2 separate regions of the Homo sapiens genome follow, and region 2 is linked to region 1. A link is a loop called in an ENCODE intact Hi-C map of the cell type or tissue named here. Cell type or tissue: heart right ventricle. All regions are shown on one strand.

What was found. A loop is a pair of places that touch in the nucleus more often than their neighbours do. Peaks named below come from ENCODE experiments on the same cell type or tissue, not always from the same donor. Only the 100,000 strongest peaks of a DNase experiment are listed, where the experiment ranks them.
Region 2: it touches region 1 in a loop (3-fold over the local background); 15 of 110 quality-filtered maps call a loop at or near these places.

Annotation. Positions count from the first base shown.
Region 1 is chr11:3,944,789-3,948,788 of GRCh38, forward strand. All of the region lies in intron 1 of STIM1 (stromal interaction molecule 1), which reads left to right. Among named protein-coding and RNA genes, the nearest start is that of PPIAP40, 53 kb to the left of the region's middle. In heart right ventricle, no CTCF peak of the experiment used is centred here; a DNase peak (open chromatin) is centred at 2,453; H3K27ac peaks cover 2,798 bases.
Region 2 is chr11:4,042,847-4,046,846 of GRCh38, forward strand. The region is part of intron 3 of STIM1 (stromal interaction molecule 1); the gene reads left to right. Among named protein-coding and RNA genes, the nearest start is that of RRM1, 50 kb to the right of the region's middle. In heart right ventricle, a CTCF peak has its summit at 1,771; DNase peaks (open chromatin) are centred at 1,375 and 2,368; H3K27ac peaks cover 653 bases.

The DNA of each region.
Region 1 (4,000 bases):
TAATCAGAGCAGGAGTGTAGTGACTCTGGTCATCATCCCATCATTTCTTGCTAGGGTTTTCCTATCTCTAGAGGAATCAGCTACTAAAGCCTAGTCCTCAATGCTCAATTTCATCTTTCTGTTCTTTCCTGTCTTTATCTAGTGACTCCTCATTATATAATACGGGTGACCCAGTTGTCCCAGCAAGGCCCCTCCATATTCTCTGACTTCCCTCTATCACAGTACTCACCAGGCTGTCTTACCATTGTTTGTTTGGAGGTAGCTATTAGGAGTATAGGCTTTGGAGTCAAGCTGCCTGGGTTTGAATCCTTACTTTTACAACTTACTGGCTATGTGCTCTTGAGCAAGTTACTTATCTCTCTGTGCCTTAGTTTCCTATCTATAAAATGAAGAGAATAATGGCAACTGCCTCACTGGCAGTTATTGTGAGAATTTAAATAAGGCAGTATATATGGAGAGTGGAGACTAGTGCCTGGCATATGGTAAGCATTCAAAAATGTTGTGTAGGCTGGGCATGGTGGCTCACGCCTGTAATCCCAGCACTTTGGGAGGCTGAGGCGGGTGGATCACCTGCGGTCAAGAGTTTGAGATCAGCCTGGCCAACATGGTGAAACACAATCTTTACTAAAAATAAAAAAATAAAAAAAAAAAGAAAAGAAAATTAGCTGGACATGGTGGTGCACACCTGTAATTCCAGCTACTCGGGAGGCTGAGGTAGGAGAATCACTTGAACCCGGGAGGCGGAGGTTGCAGTGAGCCGAGATTGCACCACTGCACTCCAGCCTGGGCGACACAGTAAGACTCTGTCTCAAAAAAAATAATGTTGTGTATTATTATAATAATCATTATTGCTTAACTTCTTCCCTGATTGAAACTCTGTTAGGCCAGGGACCATGTCTATTTTATTATTATATCTATAGTTCTTAGCACAGGTGTATTAGCCATTCTTGCATTGTTATAAAGAAATACCTGAGGCTGGGTAATTTATAAAGAAAAGAGGTTTAATTGGCTCACAGTTCTGCAGGCTTTACAGGAAGCATGGTGCTGGCAACTGCTTAGCTTCTAGGGAAGCCTCAGAAAGCTTACAGTCATGGTGAAAGGCAAAGATGGAGCAGACACTTAACATGGTAAAAGCAAGAGCAAGATAGAGAGTGGGTGGGGAGAGATGCCATACACTCTAAACCAGATCTTGTGAGAACTATCATGAAGACAGCATCAAGCCAGGAGGGATCCGCCCCCATGACCCACACACCTCCCACCAGGCTCCACCTCCGGCATAGGTGAGTACAATTCAACATGAAATTTGGGTAGGGATGAATATCCCAACTATATCAATGGGGTTGGAACAGCAGGCGCTGGATAGGAATTTCTTGAATAATAGTATACATTTGAATGCTGAATTTTCCTTATACAATACTAATTTTATGATCATGAGCAAGAGACTTGCCCTCTCTACACCCCAGTTTTCATATCTGTTAAATGGGAATCAAAATATTTGTCCTGTAGGCCTGATGTGAGAATTAAATTAATATGAAATGCCAGGAAGTGTGTAAATGTCATTCGTCTCCATACCTGTTGGCTGTGTGCATGTGGAACCCAAGAATCTGCTGGTTCCTATAGTACCCCTATAGTGAGCTAAACCCAGAGATGCTTCTGAGGTGATGTTTTCTGGATATTTGGCCTAGGACAAAGAAAGTAGCATACTTTGAGATTATTCTTAGCATTTCTGGCCTTTTCTATCTGCCTGCCCTGCTTGTTCTTCGTTGGATTCTAGGTTCCTAAAAATAACCAGAATATTTTTCTGCCTCTTAGTTTTCCAAGTGTCTTAAGCAATCAGAAGCATTTTAATTTTGGCTCCTTTAGGCTGGCCCTGTTTGGTTCTGTCATTGTTAGCCATTACCATATCCTGCTTATATTATGTTTCCTGACCTGCTATACTTTTTCCAGGGCCAAAACACTACCCACATCGCTCCAGGTAAATAACTTTATTTGGCTCACTCTAACCAGTTGGGAAGCACAGTGGCCCATGAGGTTAGAAGCCTTGAGTTCCAGTGCTGGCTCTGCCACTGTGTGACTGTGTGACATTGGGCATAGCCCTTTCCCTCTCTGTGTCTCAGGCTGTCATCATTAAAATGAATGATTTGAACCAACTCAGTGCTTTGTAAGAGTCCTTAAGTTCTGTATTTGAGTTTGGACAAATCACTTCTCTTTTGGGGGGGTCTTAGTTTCCTCATCTGTAAAACTAAGTATGTTGGCTTGAATAATTTACAAAGGCATATATAAACCTGAATATTTTCTCCTCATTCTTAGTGTTTTTTTTTTTTTTTCTTTCTGCCTTGTATTACTTTCTGGAACATTTCTGTGACAGTTAACAGCTGTGGACAGGAAACCCTTGAACACTTCTAACTTGGCAAATGTTGCTGCTCCTCTGAACCTCATCCCAGCCCATTTCCTGTGTTTACAGCTTTTGGGTTTTGCACTTAGTGACAGGCCTGACAGGTCATATTGTAGTTTTCTCTTCATAGCCTGGTACAGGGTAGACCAAAGTGAGCACCAATTTGAGTGTCAGAAGACAGAGTTTCAGTCTCTGCTCAGCTGTATGACCTTATGGAAGTGACCTCCCTTCTCAGGGTTCAATTTCCTCCTCTCTGGAGCCAGAAAGTTTTAACGAGGGAGGCTTTCTGGCTCTGATGTTGAATATATGTCTCTTGTTTATTACTGCTGACGGGGGCCCTCTGTTTCACCTGTTTTTTCCACATACTCCATCCTACAAGAGACACAGCAGGCTACCTTTGCATTTCCTATATTGGACAAAATAAGAGGAAGAAAGGAAGCCAAACAGCTCTCCCAGGCTCAGTTGGCAGCAGAGAGGAGTTGAGGTGAGAAGCTGGTGTCACCGAATTGCCCAGTAAATCAGCTGTGTGGTTGGTAACCAGGTAGGCACCTGTATGCATTTATTCTTATCAAGGCTCTGGAGACAGACTGTATCCTACTTCCAGACCTACTTTCACCATATATGTGACCTTGGGGAAGTCACTTATTGTATCTGGGCTTCAGTTTTCTCATTTTTTATTGAGGATAATAAAAGTACTGACTTTACAAAGTTTCAAAGAGACAACGTATGTAGAAGTGATCAACATAGTTCCTGACATGTTCATCCTCCCTTTCTCCCTTAGACAGTTAACAGTATTCTTAATTCTGTTCTTGTGGAGAAAGCAAAAAGACACTCAAGTTCCATTCTAGAGGAGCTAACAGGCCACATGAGAACAGAATACAGTTAGGTTTAGAAGAGCTCTTATGAGGTGGTCCGTTGGCCAGTGTAGGCTCAATACTCTGACCTCAAAATGGGAGACTTATAGGGCGCGGAGTAGTTAAAGAAGGCATCCCAGGGCCTTCCCTGGGCCTTGAAGGTTCAGAAAGTATTAGACATGAAAAGCTAGAGAGAGAATAATTCTAGGTACCTATCTACCCTTTCTCAAGCTCTGGTGCTTTGTTTTGTATAGGTCAGTTTCCCATATATCTCCCTTTCTCTTCTTCTAGGTGGTTATTATCCAAGGGGCTTATCTTTTCTTTTTTTAATATATAAGAGAAAAAAATTAAGGGATGAGGAGAACCTAATATTTATTAAGAACAAGCTAGTTTTACTTGAATCTGTAGGCTATGTAGTTTGCTTGCATAATCTTACTTATTTAGAAAAATACATTATTATGCCGTATTTTACAGATGAAAAAATAGTGCCTCCAAAAGGTTAGACAACTTTTCTAGCTCTACAATAACAAATTATGATGACAAATCAAAGGAGCCCTACGTGAGCCAGTTTAGAAGACATGTATAAGCAGGTGTCAGTTGTGCTTATTCATTCCAAGTTCTCAATCTATAATAGTCTGGTTCTTTTTACACTTATCTTCTAAATACGTCTATCTTATTCCTAGTTCCAACCTGTACTCACCTCCTGCTCTTAGCAGTTATTCCCAATCCTCTAAATCTCCAGTTCTACCAT
Region 2 (4,000 bases), 98 kb after region 1:
TTTGTATTAAATCCTAGGCATCTCAAACACATTAACTCATTTAATTCAACAACTCTGGGAGACAGATATTGCTAAATTGTAAGCTACATGGGAGTAGGGATCTCTCTCTTGATCACCGCTCTATTCCTAGTGCCTGGTCTCAGAATAGAACGAAATAAATGCTTGTTGAATAGCAAAATGAATATTTTACAGAAGGGGAAATTGAGGTTCATAATGGTTAAGTGATTTACGCAAGCTAGTTCATGGCAGATAGGATAGGCAAGGTCTTCCAGCTTCAAATTCAGTGTTTTTTTGTAATATATCCTAAAATAAAAAATCAGTGTTCTAAAATGCCAGGGGTTTGGCAGTCTTTAATAACTTTAGTTTTTGTAGCTACCTCAGAATAAAACAGGAGGTTTTATTGATTTTTACATGAAAATTGTTCTTAATCATAAAAGGTCTGTTCCTTTCTATAAAACATAGTATGGAGACCAGGGTATATCTTTACTACCCAAGATGCTAACTGGACACCAGTTTCTGGGATTCTTTGTGGATATGTGTCATTAGTACTTTTTAATTTTTTTATACCTCCCCCCTTTACCTCCGTAAGTAGTCTGTGGGGGTAAGTGATACTTTTTTGTGAGAAAACATAATATAAATACTGATGGGATGGACAACAAGTGATCCAGGACCCACAGATTGCCATCATTTGTTCATTCGAAGAAGATACTAGAGGTGGTATTTATGTTGTACTTATTTTTATCTCATTGTTTAATTTTTATGTGTGTTTTACAATCTATCTAATGTTAGTAAATGAATCTAATTTATAAACACATATACGTATATTGGCAATGTGTGTACAAAGCTTTTTTTTTACAGGTAGATTATGTCATTAAAAAGATTGGAGATGGCTGGGCGTGGTGGCTCATGCTTGTAATCCCAGCACTTTGGGAGGCCAAAGTGGGCGGATCACGAGGTCAGGAGATTGAGACCATCCTGGCCAACATGGTGAAACCCTGTCTCTACTAAAAATACAAAAATTAGCTGGGCGTGGTGGCACGTGCCTGTAATCCCAGCTACTCGGGAGGCTGAGGCAGGAGAATCGCTTGAACCTGGGAGGCGGAGGTTGCAGTGAGCTGAGATTGTACCATTGCACTCCAGCCTAGCGACATAGTAGACTCCGCCTCAAAAAAAAAGAAAAAAAAGATAGGAGTTAAGTCACCCTGTGTGTCTCTCTTGTGAAGGATGGTTTGTTGTGTAGAACTCCAGGGGTTAGCCTTCTCTGATTCGGTGTAGCATTGTTTGTCATTTTGCCCAGAGGTGTAGTCTTTGATCTGGCTAGGGGCCACATGGACAGGCTCAGGGGATGGGAGACTTATGACATTAGGACATTGACTCTTGCTTGCATGTCCTCCTGGGATTTGGACATATGAGTCATTTGGAGTCTGTATCTGTACTAAGCTCTCCTTGCCAAATTCTGCAGCCTGTCACTGATAGCCACAGCTCTCTGTACTTGCTGTTGCCTTCTTCCTCACTCTGGCCCAGGGATTCTTCCTATCTTCTCTTTGGAATGGAAAACAGAACAAGACTTTTAACTTTTAGGTGCTTGAACCTTGGGGACAGGGAGCCCTGATATATCAGCTGGTCTGTTGAATGAGATCTTCATGCTGGAACTCAGGGTTGCTATCTGAGATACAGATGTTATAGAGGATACAGCTCATCCTGGCTTGTTTTGTTCAGACTATAGTGACTCCAGGTGGACACCATGCTGCCAAACCCTACCTAGATAGGGCATCTGCCTAGGTAACAGAATGATATATGCAGATAAAAACAACAACAACAAACAAACCAAAACAATCTTGAGGTTTGGTCTGACATGCTGAAGCTATTCTCCTTTTCCCCTACAGCTTAGCTATGTAGGAGCGATTATTCTAGAGTCCATCTTCAGTGGAGTGTATTGGCCCCCTTGGCAACCCCGTGCCTCACTTAATGCAGTGTTTAGAGCAGTGGTTCTCAGCTGGGGGCAGTTTTTCCCTTCCATGGGATGTTGAACAATATCTGGAGACATTTTTTAATTGTCATGATTGGCAGCATGTTACTGGCATCTATGTTGTTAAACATCCTGCAATGCACAGGACAGCCTCCACAACGAAGGATTATCTCATCTAAAATGTCATTGGGGCAGAGGCTCAGAAACTCTGGTCTAGAGTGACTTCTGCCTGTCACCACTGTGGTGTAGGGTGCTGATAGAGGAGTTTCTGCATGCCAAGATTCTATGCCCAGACTTGTATCAAGGCATCCTCCCAGTAGACAAAAGGCCCTTGATGTACTGCTGGCCTCAGGCCTTCTAGCAATAAAAAAGTAGCCTTCTTTCCACTACACTCCAAGCAGAAAGGCCCCTTTGTGCTGGATGAGGTCGACTTCCCTTGGCAGCAGTGGCAGGAGTGTGTTGTTCTCTGTACTTTACAGGCTAGCACTTGTCTGTCTGCCTTATATCTGTGTGTCACTCTCTTATGCCTTCATTACCTGACACTCCAGACCATAGTAAATGATAACATCTGCAATGCGTTAGGATATATATTCATTTTCAGGAATAATACGTTCTAGTCCATTTAACTTCCATCAGCATTTTTTTTTTTTTTGAGTCAGGGTCTTGCTCTGTCACCCAGGCTGGAGTACAGTGTTGCAATCTCAGCTCACTGCAACCTCTGCCTTCCAGGCTTACGTGATCCTCCCACCTCAGCCTCCTGAGTAGCTAGGACTATAGGCATGTACTACCACACCTGGCTAATTTTTTAATATTTTTTTGTAGAGATGGGTTTTGTCATATTTCCCAGGTTGGCCTTGAATTTCTGGGCTCAGGCGATCCACCTGTCTCAGCCTCCCTATGTGCTGGGATTATAGTCATGAGCCACCAAGTCCATCCCTCAACACTTCTTTTTTTTTTTTTTTTTTTTTGAGACGAAGTTTTGCTCTGTTGCCCAGGCTGGAGTGCAGTGGTGAGATCTCAGCTCACTGCAGCCCTCCGCCTCCCAGGTTCAAGTGATCCTTCCACCTCAGCCTCCCGAGTAGCTGGGATTACAGGCACGTGACACCATGCCCAGCTAATTTTTGTATTTTTAGTAGAGACAGGGTTTCACCATGTTGGCCAGGGTGGTCTCGAACTCTCCTGACCTCAAAGTGATCCACCCACCTCGGCCTCCCAAAGTGCTGGGATTACAGGCGTGAGCTACCTTTTTTTTTTTTTTTTTTTTTTTTTGAGACAGCCTCAGTCTGTCGCCCAGGCTGGAGTGCAGTGGTGCGATCTCAGCTCACTGCAACCTCTGCCTCCTGGGTTCCAGTGATTCTCATGCCTTAGCCTCCCAAGTAGCTGGGATCACAGGCACGCACCACCCCTCAACACTAATTTAACCCCAGCTCTGTCATCCTTCTTTTCTCAACGGTATCTCTTGGAAATTAATTTATCTTTTTCTTCCAACATATTCTAGTCTGGGAATTAGAAATATAACCAAGCACTGACTAAGCACCCTTCACTTAAGCTTCTAGTATCTTGTCTCCTAGGATGCATTCCTGGACACACTGTGTCTGCCTCATTTCCTTCCCCTGCCACCTTTCCCTTCTCACCTCCCATGCCTCTGCAAATAGTCTAATCTTCCCCCAAAGGCACTCAGCTTCAGAGCTTTCCTTCTGAACTCCAGCATCTTCTTGAGGACATTAAGAGATTGGAGCATTCTTGCCTTCAACTTTATTTTATTCAGGATGTCTCCCTGATTATCTGCTTTGCATCACATCCTGGGCTGAGAGGAATGCCTGATTTTGTTTGTTTTGTTTTCTTTGTTTTTGAGACAGGGTCTCGTTCTGCTGCCCAGGCTGGAGTGCAATGGTGCAGTTATGGCTCACTGCAACCTTGAACTCCTGGGCTCAAGTTATCCTCCCACTTCATCCTCCTAAGTAGCTGGGACTACAGGCATGTGCCATTAGGCCTGGCTAATTTTTTTATTTTTCTTTTGTAGAGTTGGAG